Linked DNA regions of Homo sapiens: region 1 is linked to region 2. Evidence: chromatin contacts called from ENCODE Hi-C data. All regions are on one chromosome and are shown on one strand. The core of a region is the stretch at or near the end of the contact, and the rest is flanking DNA. Distances in the headings are between cores, read along the strand shown.

The links. Hi-C counts contacts between places; a loop is a spot of excess contacts on that map. Pooled maps may share reads with other maps.
Region 1: a loop to region 2 is called in a pooled map, with 4 times the contacts of the local background. The contact joins the promoter of SAMD9L here to the enhancer-like site in region 2. A Hi-C loop is called at or near these places in 1 of 168 maps with a recorded cell type or tissue (endothelial cell of umbilical vein), 7 of 37 single-sample maps with no recorded cell type and 10 of 50 pooled maps.

What each region holds. Positions count from the first base shown.
Region 1 is chr7:93,146,128-93,153,124 of GRCh38, reverse strand. It overlaps SAMD9L (sterile alpha motif domain containing 9 like), which reads left to right and starts at 4,740. Exons shown (of 5, transcript NM_152703.5): 1 at 4,740-4,931; 2 at 5,979-6,242. RefSeq lists an enhancer at 5,441-5,540.
Region 2 is chr7:92,618,613-92,625,573 of GRCh38, reverse strand. CDK6 (cyclin dependent kinase 6) reads left to right here. Exons shown (of 8, transcript NM_001145306.2): 6 at 2,488-2,538. Among named protein-coding and RNA genes, the nearest start is that of FAM133B, 32 kb to the right of the region's middle. Within about 2 kb of position 4,358, at least 5 of the 41 ENCODE cell types and tissues checked have a DNase peak (open chromatin) inside an H3K27ac peak, as active enhancers do.

The DNA.
Region 1 (6,997 bases), core at 3,491-5,990, 530 kb before region 2:
AGGTAAAGATCGGTTATTTGGGTTATTCTGGGCACATAGTTCACAGGCCTGAGTCACCTGCTTTGCTGTTTTAAGTAAGTCTTTTCCTACAAAAAGCTGTGACATTGATTGATACAGGGAATCGCTTCCCAAATGAGTAGAGTCATGCAAATGCTTAACTATTTTCCAGTGATTAGCACCTGGTGTCAACAGTTTGTTATCATTGATAAGCCAGCCAGAATGATCTTCAATTAAACCCTGACCTTCAATGGACCTTCAGTCCATTCCTCTTCCTCTTTAATATATCTTGGTTCTGTTATTATCATGGCTGGGGGCTCCTTTAACACTGTGGCCTTAGCAGCTGCATCTGCAAAGGAGTTTCCCTTAGTCACACTAAGGGAAGAGCCTCTTTTCTCAGCTCACTGCAACCTCCACCTGCCAAGCTTAAGCAATTCTTCTGCCTCAGCCCCCTGAGGAGCTGGGATTACAGGCACCTGCCACAATGCCCGGCTAATTTTTTTTGTATTTTTAGTAGAGACGGGGTTTCACCATGTTGGCCAGGCTGGTCTCGAACTCCTGACCTCAAGTGATCCACCCCCCCCCCTTCCCAATCCCCACTCCTAAGCCTCCCAAAGTGCTGGGATTACAGGCATGAGCCACCGTGCCTGGCCCAGAATTTCTAAGTGATGTTTTATAGGGGAACCCTTAGCAGTTAGGAGTCCCTATTCCTTCCAGATAGCAGCATGAGCATGAAGTATCAGGAAGGCATACTTAGAATCAGTGAAATGTTAATTCTTAAGTCCTTTCCCAATTGCAGGGCTCTAATAAGAGCTATTAATTCCGCCTTTTGAGCTGAGGTAGAAGCTGGTAAGGCCTGAGATTCGATTACCTCGTGTTGACTGTCAACGGCATACCCAGCTTTCCCATCTCCCTGGTGCACAAAGCTACTTCCATCTGTAAACCATACTGCCTCAAGATTATCTAGAGGCTTATCCTTTAAATCTGGACAGCTGGAGTAAACTTGCAGCATAACTTATATACAAGAATAATGTACGATACTTGTGGGTTCAGGCAAATAGGTAGCTGGATTCAACATATGGCATACTTTAAGTGTTATATCAGGATGTTTAGCAACAAAGGCTGATATTTACTCACAGGAAAGAAGAAGGAGCAATTTCAGTCTGCCTTATGATTTCCAAAAGATAGTACTCTTCGCAGCTGAGTTAACAAATCCCTTCCCAACAAGGGGTGGGGCATTCAGGAGAAAAGCAAGGTCCCTGAAGAGCAGCTTAAAGGATAGGTAAAATGGCATCTATGGGCTTGTCATCTATCCCCATGGCCATACAGTTCTGGGGTGACAGAGACCCATTATAATGGGTCAAAACAGAATAAGCAACCCAGAAGGAAGTTAATGTTCTTACCTGCCACGTCAAGGGTTACCCAAGGCTTCTCCAGAGATAATAACTAGTTGTCTGATGGGAGCTGTGCTGGAAAGTCTCAGACCCCGTCACTCTTGGGTTTGCCTGGCTATTTCAGCCATCATTGCTTCAGGTGCCAATGGCTCCCTTCAGAGCACTGGGCAATCCCTCTTCCAAAGGCCAGTTTTCTTACAGTGTGCACACTGATTAATGCCCAAGGCAAGGTGACTCTGACTTCCCACCTTTCAGCTTCCCTTGTTCAGGCCAAGAACCAGGAGGGCAACCCCATGTGGGAGGTAAGCTTAAGTCTGCAGCCAAGAGCTGCACCTTGTGGGAGGTCCTTCTTACTCCTTCTGCTTCCTCTGCTTTGTCCCTGTTATTGAAAACTAAAAATACCATATCCAAAAGCTGTTCCATATGGGAGTTTGGGGACCCATAGCTGCTTTTTCTAGTTTCCTATGGATATCAAGGGCAGACTGGGTTATAAAATGTACTCTCAAAAGGGTTTGTCCTTCCCTTGAAGCAGGATCAGTGTTAGTATATTTCCTAATTGCCTCAACTAAATGCCCTTGAAACAAAGCTGGATTCTCATCTTTGTCCTGAGAAACTTCCTTAATTTTTCATAGTTAACAGGCTTTTTCATACATTTCTTCATCCCTTCCAACAAACAAGTGACCATATGATCGCTCCTCCCCAAGTTGTCACTGCCCCTTTGATAGTTCCACTCTGGATCTTGATCTGGAACTGCTCTACCTCCTGCCTGATATGTATTATGGTTTGGGTTGTTAGCCAATGCCTCATCTGCATGAGCCCTAGCTGTCCCCAAAATGCATTGTTTCTCTTCCACTGTACAACACAGAGACAACAAAACATGGAGATCCTGCCAAGTTAACTATAGGTCAGAATTAATTTCTCAAATTAATCTATGAATCTTCCTGGGTCTTCAGAGAAATCACCAAACTTCTCTTTACATAGAGTCAAATCAGACAAAAAAAAAAAAAGGGAACATGTACTCTCACAGTGCCTTCTTCCCCATTTGCCACCTCTCTAAGTGGACAAAGGTTTCCCTTTGGAGGTTGATAGGAGGCTCCACTAGGGGTAGTACTCACCAGGCTAAGTTCCTCAGGGAGTGGTGGGTATAGAGTGGGGCTAGATGGGTAAGGAGGATGGGACAAAGGGTTCTCCAAGGGGATAGAGGGAGAAAGGACAGACACATCTGAACCTTCAGAGCTGACAGAAGGAGGTTCTGCTCCACCCAAAACTGCCTGCTGAACCAAGGTTGCTTGCATTAAAGGATCATCTAGTATGTCTAGCTTTTTTTCCTCTTTTCCTCTCATCAAACATGATTCACATTATCCAAATAACATAAGTGAGCTGAGTCATGAATCTTAGATAAACCACAACATGGACTTTGACAAAAATGTTGAATAAGGCAAGGGAAATGAAGAGGATTTAGATGGGAATGACCAGAGCAAGCAGGTTCTGGGCAATAGAGACAGTGTGGATTGAACAAGCAAAGCCGGTTTGCCTGAATGCAAGAAAGGAAAGAAGTGTTTTTAGTGTGCAAAGTGAAACAAAACATCAGAGTCCCCTGATTTCCATCCTAGTGCTTCTCGATCACACCTAGTCGGCATAGCAGCAACAAAACATAATCTAATTTTATTGCTCATAGCTGTTGAATACCAAATCTCAATCAGCAATTTTAAAGACGGAGCCGTCAATGCTTTTTGTTCCCAATGTTTCAAGAGCAGACACATGGAAATCAGGAGGCACATAGGAAAAGAGTAAGTTAAAATCCCTAAGACCATTTAGATAAAGTCTCCCGAAAATGACAGTGAAACACAGACAGCAACCAAGAAATTGATTTATGCAGCAAGGAGGACAAGGCAGATTAATACAAAGTGCATAGCCTGCAGTGCCAAACCCTTTTTTAGCAGAGAGGGACTTTACTGAGAGGGCCCTCTAACCCCCTAAATCTTAGAAGGAACTCTAAACCTTTTAAGTTGGTCCTCTAATCCGAGGTCAGTCAAGCATCTTTGCCTTTTATTAACAGGGGTCTCTAATTCACCCTGTCTTCGGAGAGACTCTAATTCCCCTAAGTTGGGCCTCTAACCCAATCCCATTCTTTACCCGGGTACCCCACCACTTACCCAAAGTCATCCAATCAGTGCTATAGTCCATTTCCTTTGGGTTGGTGGGGAGGTTCTTCAGTATCGGTCCCTCATGGTTGCCAGAAATGTTACAGGACCAGGGTTCCAATCCAGACCCCTAGAGAGGGTTCTTGGAGCTCATGCAAGAAAGAATTCAGGGCGAGTCCACAGTGCAAAGTAAAAGCAAGTTTATTAAGAAAGTACAGTGGTAAAAGGACAGCTACTCCACAGACAGAGTAGGACGTTCCCGAAAGTAAGAGGAGGAACACATCCACCCTAGGTACAATGCTTGTATATATGGAGAGATGTGTTTTGCTACAAGGGTTTCTGATAAAGAATTAATTTTCTTAATTAGTGTATTTTGCAAGAATCAATATTATTTTCTTTAAAGCAAAATTAAGAATGCCTCTGTTCTCCAGATATTGGGATATCTGGACACTCCCAAGTCACGGTCTGCTTAGTAAATATTATTAATTTGCTCCCTTAATCATAAACATCTAGAGGCTAGGAATGCCTACCTTTCTGAGAAGGCAGCCCAGCAAGTCTCAGCCTCATTTTCGTAGCCCTCATTCAAAATGGAGTCACTCTGGTTCGAATGTCTCTGACATTATCAGGGTTGGTTTCTTCTGATGTCTCTCTCCTTGGCTTGTAGATGGCCATCTTTTCTTTGTGTCTTCACATGGTCTTCCCTCTGTATGTGTCTGTGTCCCAATCTCGTCTTCTTACAAGGACACAGTCAGATTCAATTACAGACACTCTAATGACCTCATTTTAACTTAATTATCTCCTGAAAGACCTTATCTCCAAATACAGTTACATTTGGAGGGAGTGAGGATTAGGACTTTAACATATGAATGTTTGGGGGACACAATTCAACCAGTAACAGGAACTTAGATTGCACTGACATATTAATTTTCTCCCTGGTATTTCCATTCTCTTTGTCCTGTAGGTAGTTTTTTGGGTCACTGGGTTTTTTTGTTTGTTTGTTTGTTGTTTCCTTATTCCTTAACTCTTATAACTTAAAAATCTGCCTGGTAAACAGTTTCTAAGCAGTGATTCAAATTTATTGATATTTTTGGTAATGTTATTGATTAAAAAACATTTCAGATCCTTCTAAACTCAAGAAAAAAGAATGTTCTAAAGCAAAACTGAAACTGTCTATACTTCAACTTCCTCCTGCTTCTCAACTGGCACTCTGACACACCCTCAGAAAGTCAGAGTACTGGGAGAACAGAAGACTTCACAATTTAATGCCTCAGTTTTTAAAAAAGGATCCTTACACTTCATGTCTCCTAGCCATCAGAAGAGGAATGAGACAGCAAAAGTTCAAATGGCCTGTTTCAAGTTTCTGATATAAAACGATGACATTTTCAGGAAAATCCTGGTAAGTAAACTGAATCATTAAACCTTTATTTGTTATGCTTTTGAGGCGACAGCTATTTTTTAAAACTTCAGCTGTACTTTTTATATAAATATATGTTTGTACATAAACGATTACTTATAAAAATACTAGAGTAATTAGAAAAATCAATGGATTAAATACATGTCAGTATATTTAACTGATAATAACTTTGTAAGTGCTCTTCTAAAAAGAAACATACCATTAAGTGTAATTAGGATAGTGGGAGGGTTTCTGATTGTGGCAGGCAGGCTTTGGAAAAGAGGATAGAGAAACGATGCAAACAGGGTCAGGAATTTAAGCACTGAAGATTCTAAAGGAACGTGTGATCTTGTGTAATTACACAAAATTCTGTCTTCATAACGTAAGATGTTATTAAAACTTTTACATTTTATCAAAGTTAATACTCTGCAGAGGCTAAATATTATTCTATTAAAGTATTTCATTCACATACATCTTATCCAGCAATCTGGTTGAAAACTAAGAAAAAAAATGCAAAGTGTTCTTCAGGAAAACGAAACTAACTTGCTTGTGTGGCTTCTGTCTGCCAGACTATGCAAGGAGGGTGTGGGTAGCTCTCCTGGGCTACAGCCAGATTCTGAAGTGTGTTTCCCCTACATCAGTTCTAAGAATCCTGCAGAGCAGAACACCTCCCTAGGGCATGGATATCAGCGGTGTTGCTGAGGGTCTCTCAAAGATGGGGTGGGCTTGTCCCTGAGAGTTTGCTGACTTGGAAATTCTTGCTGAGCATCAAAGAGAGAAAACTGAAGTGTTGAGGATGCCAACCTGCAACTCCTTTGTCAATAACCAACGTTGCTAAAGATAATATTTGTCTTCACAATTGTTTCAAAACAGGACACTGAGGGCCCCTAGAAAGCCAAGACTTAAGTCAAGGCAATCACAAAATTTGTCCACACTAATCATGGTCATTTTGATTGTTACTTAGTTCCAACAGCATACATCCAGATGCTCTTAAAATTGTACTGGCTAAAACGAAAGAAAAAATCTGGAGTCTGTTTTTTCCATCTTTAGCATTTCCAGAGAGAGACTGGCTGGTTAAATTTCTGAAAGAGGACACCAGCTAAAAGAAGGTATTGCATCTCACCCGAGCAGACTGTGTCTGTGGAAAGTGTAAGCCCCTTGCCAGAAGAGCAGCTTCCCAGCAAAGGCAGAGGGTGAAAACAGCAAAGGTCTTAAGACACTGGGGACCTAGAGTCAAAAGGGACCTCCTCCAGGGAAAACGCTGTGTGAGAAATGGCCTCATTCGGTGACTGTGAGTGACACAGCAGAAAGTTGGTAAGGTGTAGTCTGTAACTAGGGTATCTACAAAAACTGCAGGAGAAAATATATTCATTTGTTTTGCTTTCCTTTTGAAAAAAAAACTTCCTTTTCATTATTTGTGACCAGATGATAGAAGCTGGAGTTCATTCTGGCCTAACGGGTAGCACAGTAAAGAGATTTCCCCAGATTTCTACCTGGAGTTCCAGCCAAGCGAAATAATTTCCCTAGGAAAATGAGGAAGTCCTTTGACCCACAGACACTGGTAGCTCAAGGCCTTTCAAATATTCATTACTTTTAACTACTCTAAGAAAATGTGTTACTCATTTAACAGATTTTTGTTAAGAAGCTATTATGTGCTAGGCAATGCCAGATAATGAACAAAATGTAAAGAAATTTGTCCTTATGGAGTGCATAGAATAATGGGTTGGACAGAAAATAAATAGGTTAAAATATATAAAATATTTGCTGCTTGTAAGTCCTAAGTAGATAAAAAATGAAGCCAGAAGAGGGATAGGAAATGTTGGGAGGTGGGATAAAGTTTTCAGTAGGCTGGCCAAACAGTGCCTTGCTGAGAAGGTGACATTTGACAAAAGATCTCAACAAAGTGAAAGAGTGAGCCCTGCTGGTATCCAGGGACATTCCAGGAAGGGAAAACAAGTGTAGTGGCTGGAAACAGGGGCAGGTGCTTCCTTCAGGAAGCAACGAGGAGGTCAGGGGACTGGGCCAGATTTAGAGGGAAAAATAAAAGACCTAATATCAGAGGATTAGCA
Region 2 (6,961 bases), core at 3,109-5,608:
TGGTTTTTTTTGTTTTGTTTTGTTTTGTTTTGTTTTTTTTTGCAAAACTGCATACAGGAAGTGATATTGCCAATTCAGAATTAATTAATCCTTATTGAAAAATGTGGCATTCATCCTTTAGAAAATTCTTTTCTTGATAAAGTTGTAAGAGCTGTAACATGTAAGCAATATTTAGTGACCCCAGAGGAAAGACTGTTAGACTTAAATGTGACTTGGACCTCACCACATGGTGGCAAATGGTTCCTTCCTTTCTACTTCACTGTGTGAAATACTTTACATGATTATCTGTATAATATTGGCCAGGAATAAGAGAGGTGTGTGTGTGTGTGTGTGTGTGTGTGTGTGTGTGTGTGTTTAGTTACCACTTAATTGTAACTCTGCTATAAGCTGGGCATTCTAGTAGATGAGATATATTCATAATCTCACTTAGTTGATCCTATGAGGTAAGTATCATTCTTTCCATTTTACAAATGAAGCAACTAAGTCAAAGAAATTAAGAGACTTTCCTAAGATCATATAGGAAGAAACAGCTAAATAGAGATTCACTCCCAGGACAGTCCATCGCCAAACAGACCCTTTCCCCAGTCAAAAAAAAATCTTGAAAAATCAGCATGTTAACTAAAAAGAAATAAAAGGAGAGGGGAATATTATGCCCTTAATTAAGCCATGTAACATCTCCAGTACTCAGTTTCCTCATCTGAAAATAGGGATAATTGTACTACTACATTTCTCCTGGAATTTTTGTGAGAATCAAATGAGATTATGTTTGGGGCACTTGGCACTAGGCCAGATACAACATTCATGCTCAATAAATTATAATTGTTAAGATTCCATTTTTTGCCTTTTTTTGGAAGTTTTAGAAAAAAACTTGGACTTCTCACCTTGTCATCTTTTAAGACCTGTCAAGATGTCTTTCAGAGCGCAACTTCGTGATTCTTTATGAATTTGGCTGCATTAGTGATATGCAGGTGGCTTATATTAGTTTTATAGGACTGCTGCAACAAAATACCAGACTGGATTGCTTAACCAACAAAAGCTTATTTTCTCACAGTTCTGGAGGCTGGAAGTCCAAGATGAAGGTGTCAGCAGGTTTGGTTTCTTCTGAGGGCTCTCTTTTAGGCTTACCTTCTCATGGTTCTCACATGTTTATTTCTCTGTGTGCATGTGCACCCCTGATGTCTCTTTGTGTCCAAATGGCTTCTTCTTACAAGGAAAACAGTCAGATTTGATTAGGGCCCACCCTATCTTATTTTAATTACTTGTTTAAAGGCTCTATCTCCAAATACAGTTAAATTCGGAGATCTTGGGAGTTGGGCTTCAACATGAATTTGGGGGAAAAAAATTCAGCCCATCACCTTGCAATAAGTAAATTCTTTTCCACTGCATTTGGAAATCATTATTTTCAGGAATAGTAACATTCATAGAAAGTATGGTTGAGAAACGTTAAGGTGTGTTCTAACCACTGAAATGCTATGACTGCAGGATTCTCCATATATGGCCATATATAGTGAGTTCATTTATTGTGCACAGAAAATATTTAAGAGGTCAAGTTTAAGGCTGTATAATTTGATATATAATATAAAAAGAGATATGATACCTGATAATAGACTACAACTATTTTAGTACATTAATGTTGAAAATTACCTGTTTATGGCATTTGTTGAGGAAGGAATCAGGGAACGTTTACTTGTGTACCATAGGTGTATGCAAAATGAAATAAAATGTTTAGTAACTGCATCTGTCAGAGTAAAGCTCTATGGCAGGGATTTATAGGGAAACCTAGAGAAGTCTCCTCCCTCAAGGGGCTACTTGATCTTCTTGGAGAAATGCCAGAAATGTCACAAAATGACCTTTTTTAATTGCCAGTTAAATGCTCAATGTAGACAAGGAAGGCTGTGTGTTTGAAGCAGACACAATTGCCTCTAAAGCCCAGAGTTAAGATTTAGAACTTGTAATGGTTAGCTGCCATAATATTGGGAGGAAGAAAAGTGGTATAATTAGAAAAATAGACCCAGAGGTGGTTCACTGCAGCATTGAGGACAAATGAAAGGAGAGAGACCCATGAGGAAGTACTCTGATAGCAGAGTAGTATGGAAAAAGTGCTCTGAGAAATATCAAAGAATCTCACCTATTTATGGTTCGAGACTAGGATGGTGGTATGTTCCACCTTATCACGAAGTTAAGCAGATCTTTGAAACCTGGAACTGAATTTGACGGTAGCACTGTTGTAAGAATGACTGCAAACAGAATGCCCGTGATTGTAAAACATGGAATTCATCTACCACCAGGTATTCATGAGAGATCCTAACCCATACATGAAATGCAGGGAAAACCTTCACTTACCAAAGGAAAAATGTCTCAATTTTTTTTACTTCTTCCCAACCCATAAAGAATATTTTGCTTCCTGTGAAACAATGATAATGGCAAATATGATTGAAATGTAATCTGAGAACATTTCTTATTTAAAATGTATCTTTATTCTTTTAGGCCTCTTTTTCGTGGAAGTTCAGATGTTGATCAACTAGGAAAAATCTTGGAGTAAGTAATAATTATAATTTTACACCAGTGTCCATAGCATTAAAACATTTACAGTGACTTTCCTCTGACATGCATATCATGTGTTTATCTCTTGTCTTTCTTACTTCAAGCAGCTGCTGCAGACAGTGTTACTATTTGTGTGGTGAGTGGAGACATGGTAGAAGTGCCGTTTTATGCAGAGCCCTAACTGCTCTGCTCTGGAAGCTTGTATGTTGCTTGTGTGGATCTTTTTGCTGCTCCTCTTTCTTCGTGTGGCTGAGCTCCAGTTCTTTTAGTTCAAATACATTTTCTGCTTGTGGTCATTTCAAAAGCACCCACCATCAGAGATGGGATGCCTGGTGACCAAGTACCCATCCTTGTCCAGTGAGCTTCCTGTCCCCACTGAGTATCCTTGGTCACCCAGGTTGGTTCTGCGTTGTTTTGTTTTGTTTTCCTGGGCGAAGGATGGTATGCTACACATCTCATTTTTCTTTGGAGCACCAAAATAGAAAATGAGAACCCTAAGTCTTTGGCAAAATAACTCTGCAACTTTGAGAAAGTCATTTAAAACACCTCGTGAAGGGCTTACACAGTGCCTGGCACATAGTAAGCACTTTAAAAAGTTATCTATTACTGTTACTATTAGAGTTCATCATTAATTATTTAACCTTTTATTTCCTTAACTTCATCTGAGAAATGAAACTCTGACTTAAATTCTCTATAAGATCCTTTCTTGTGCTCAAATTCTTTGGTTTCAGTTACATCGCTCCTTGATGATTTACATAGTTTCATTCATGTCTGCATGTTCATGCATGTATGCATTCATGTTTCTAGAATGTAACTGGGGCACTTCTTCTGACAAAGCATGCAGTGTGGCATCCTTTTTTGGTTTTTTGTGTTTGAAAGGCCCATCCAAATTGGAGTGGAGTAGGAAAAAAGTGGGAGTTCTAGACCAAAAATAGCCCTGATCTTTGGTCTGTGACATTTTATAGGAATCCCAGTGATTTTTATGAAATTCGAAGTCTGTAAGACTGAAAAAAAAAAAAAAACCACCCCTAAAGAACAGATTTTCATATCAGCACTGTCTACTCAAGCGTGACTGCTTAAAACAGTTAATAAAACTGGAACCTGATTTTGTTCTTTTAGTGACTAGAAGCAGCTAGACTTCTGTTAATGCCAGTGCTACTGCTGAGTCAGAACATAGTAGCTTTAAGGCCTGAATAACATTTGCTAGTTTTTTATGCCTGGGGGCTTCCTGGGTCCAGGGCAGGTGATGCTACTGCTCCTACTACTGACCACTCTGTACAGTGGATAAATTCAACACAAAGCCTTCATGTTACCCCTGCTTCTGAATGGCAAGTTATTTAATCACTCGATGAACTCCCATCTATTTTTCCCCATGACTGTTGAATATATTTTGTGTGCATGTGATCATAAAGAGGAAACTAGGGAAAGCAGACATACTGATGACCTTCTGTTAAAAGGAAAGAGAATCTTGACTAAAGTCAGCTTGCCAGGACTTGAAAGCCATCACCTTCTTTCCCTTATTTATACTACCTGACAGTTGTGTCTACCTCCAGCACTGATGTCTGCAATCTTGTTAACATTGTTAGTGCCCCCTTAGTACATGAGGCCAGTGAAATGGACCAGAAGGAACATTTGACCGGCATGTTTGACCTGCTTCCAAAGAAAAGCCAGTTCTGCTTTTGGCAAAGTCCTGACAATCGTAGGTTGCCAACAGCAAAGAAGCTGTAGAGTTCTATGGTTTGTGCCTTTAGATTTTACTTTGTGGTTTCTGGCATTGTGTCATCAAAATTATGTTCTGTTTCCTCTGAATGCATTACCTTGCCAGAGAAAAGGGACAATGCTGCACCCTAGCGTCACTGCTGAAGTACTTGAAAAAATATTTCTGTCTCCTCCATCACTGCCATTTATAGATTTTGTGCCCTGTTGGGCTTGCCAATATAAATGTCAACTTTTAAGGCTTATATTCAGCAGTCCAAATAGTGGAATTAAGTGCAAGCATTTTTAATGGACCTATCAGAATTTCACAACACATATTTGGGCCATAAAAGTTCATTCTGGACATGAAACCAAATTTTTTTTAAGGAAAGCCATATTCACATACTCTTTTTTATTTTTTTCTTTGGAGACAAGGTCTTGCCCTGTTGTCCAGGCTGGAGTACAGTGGTGCGATCTTGGCTCACTGAAGCCTTGGCCTTCCGAGCTCAAGTAATCCTCCTATCTAAGCCTCCCAAGTAGCTGGGACTACAGGCACAGGGCACCACAACCAGCTAATTTTTATATTTTTTATAGAGATGGAGTTTCACCATGTTGCCCAGGCTGGTCTTGAACTCCTGGGGTCAAGTGGTCCACTTGCCTCGGCCTTCCAAACTGCTGGGATTACAGCCACCCCACCTGGTCCATGTTCACATACTCTTAAAGGGAAAAACATTTCTGTGTTTAGGAAGATTTAAGCCTTCAAGTAATAGCAAGTATTAAAAGTGAAACAATAGTTTTAGCCTGTGACATCTTAGAGCATTTTTAAGAATGATGTCATAGCTAAATGGAAATAAAATATTGGAATAGAGAGAACGGAACTCACTCTGGACTCTGTGACTGAGCTTGCTATCTGTGACTTTGGCAGTTCATTTTATTCCTCATTCTCAATTTCCCCATCTATAAAATGAGACTAATAACACCTGACTTACATGTCTTAGGAAATTATTACAGGAATCAGAGGAGGTGATAGACTTAAAGTTTTATATATATAGTTATGTGTTTGTTTAAAATTTTATATAAAATTATATAAAGTTATTTGTATATGTACACACATACAAACAGAGATGTGCTGTTCCTCTGAAGGCTTTTGGCATTCAGTTGATCATATACTTGCAAGATGTAATTAGATGTAGATACATTCAAAGCCACAAATAAAAAAGATTTTAAATATTTCTAGGAGTTATTAATATAATCAATTTCTAGCTGACTGGTGAATATACACAAAAATATTGATACACATAGACCTGACAACTAAAAAGGAATGAAAGGAAATTTTTAAAGCTCTCTAACAAGCATTTTTCATTCCCTCCTCTGCCCTGTCCCATTGTATCCAGACACTTACACGTGCATTTCTTTTCATAATTAATAGTGGTATTTTTGGTTTTTTTCTTTTTACTTCTATTGTAGGCTGTACTATTGAACAAATCTATATATTGCTCATTGTCATTTCTATTTATTGCTTCTAGTAAATATGTCCATGAATCTGTCTTTGCCTCAATAATGTAGCTCTCTCAGTATGCCTGATAGAGGCCGAATTACAGTGTCTTCCCCAGACACCCAGGCAGAGAAGCCATGATGACAGGGTTATCTTCCCAGCTGAAGTCTATGGCCTGGGCTCCGTGTAGGTGAGGGAAGGGGAAATGAAGTGCTACAGATCTTGAGACCTGTACCACATCTTCCTGAAATCTGGAAGTACATTCATAAGAACACCTCTTCCTGGGCCTTAGTCCCAACAAGTAGAGGCCAAGCAGAAGACCCTAATGTGGGCCAGCACAATTTCTAACTGTAGTTAAAATTATTTGTTCCAGTATTTGAATAGCTATGTACCCCGTCCACTAAACTATGATTTTATTTTTGGTTCAGAGTTATACAGTCTGTGTGAGAAAGAAGTCCCTGCATCCTCTGATTTTCTCTGTTCAAACCTACTTACGACCTATATGTAAACTATAAATAATATCTATACAATGTATAAGTTATGTAAGTCCATTGACCCATTAATTTTTTAAAGAATCTTAAGTTATACATAGATACAAGCAGTTCATATTTTAAGTGTGGTAGTGATGTATTTCCTATGCATCTTGTATTAATAACATTTTCTAATTATAATAATAGTAGGCAGTGTATTGATTGATAATTGACTGTGTGTGATGTATATCAGGTGCTGTGCTTTGTACTTTAAATTATAAATTTATATATTACTATAAATTCAAATAAAGTATAACTGATCCTCATTACAACTGTAAGTTATTATCATTGTATACATAAAGACACTAAGGGTCATAGATGTTAAGTAATTTGTCCTTACCTGCCAGTAAGTGGCAGGTGCAGGATTTGAACCCAAATCTGCCTATTTCCGAAGCCTGTGCTTATCACTTGCTGTTCTTTCCACATTTCTGATCCCAGAATGGTTTTCAGGGGAAATATAAATAATAGTCTTTTAATTTACTGTTTGCTCACTTTGGAATACCACAGACTTCCTTTTATAAAATCATGTTTGTATAATGCAGGACTAGCACGTTTTAGCCTCATTTTTCCTTCTGATTCTAATGTATATATTTAATATGTAGGGAATTGCTCTTTAACCAAAAATGCAACCAAATTGATATGTTAATAAACCATGTTGGATGAGCATCATAAAATCATGTCAATACTGGGGTGTTCG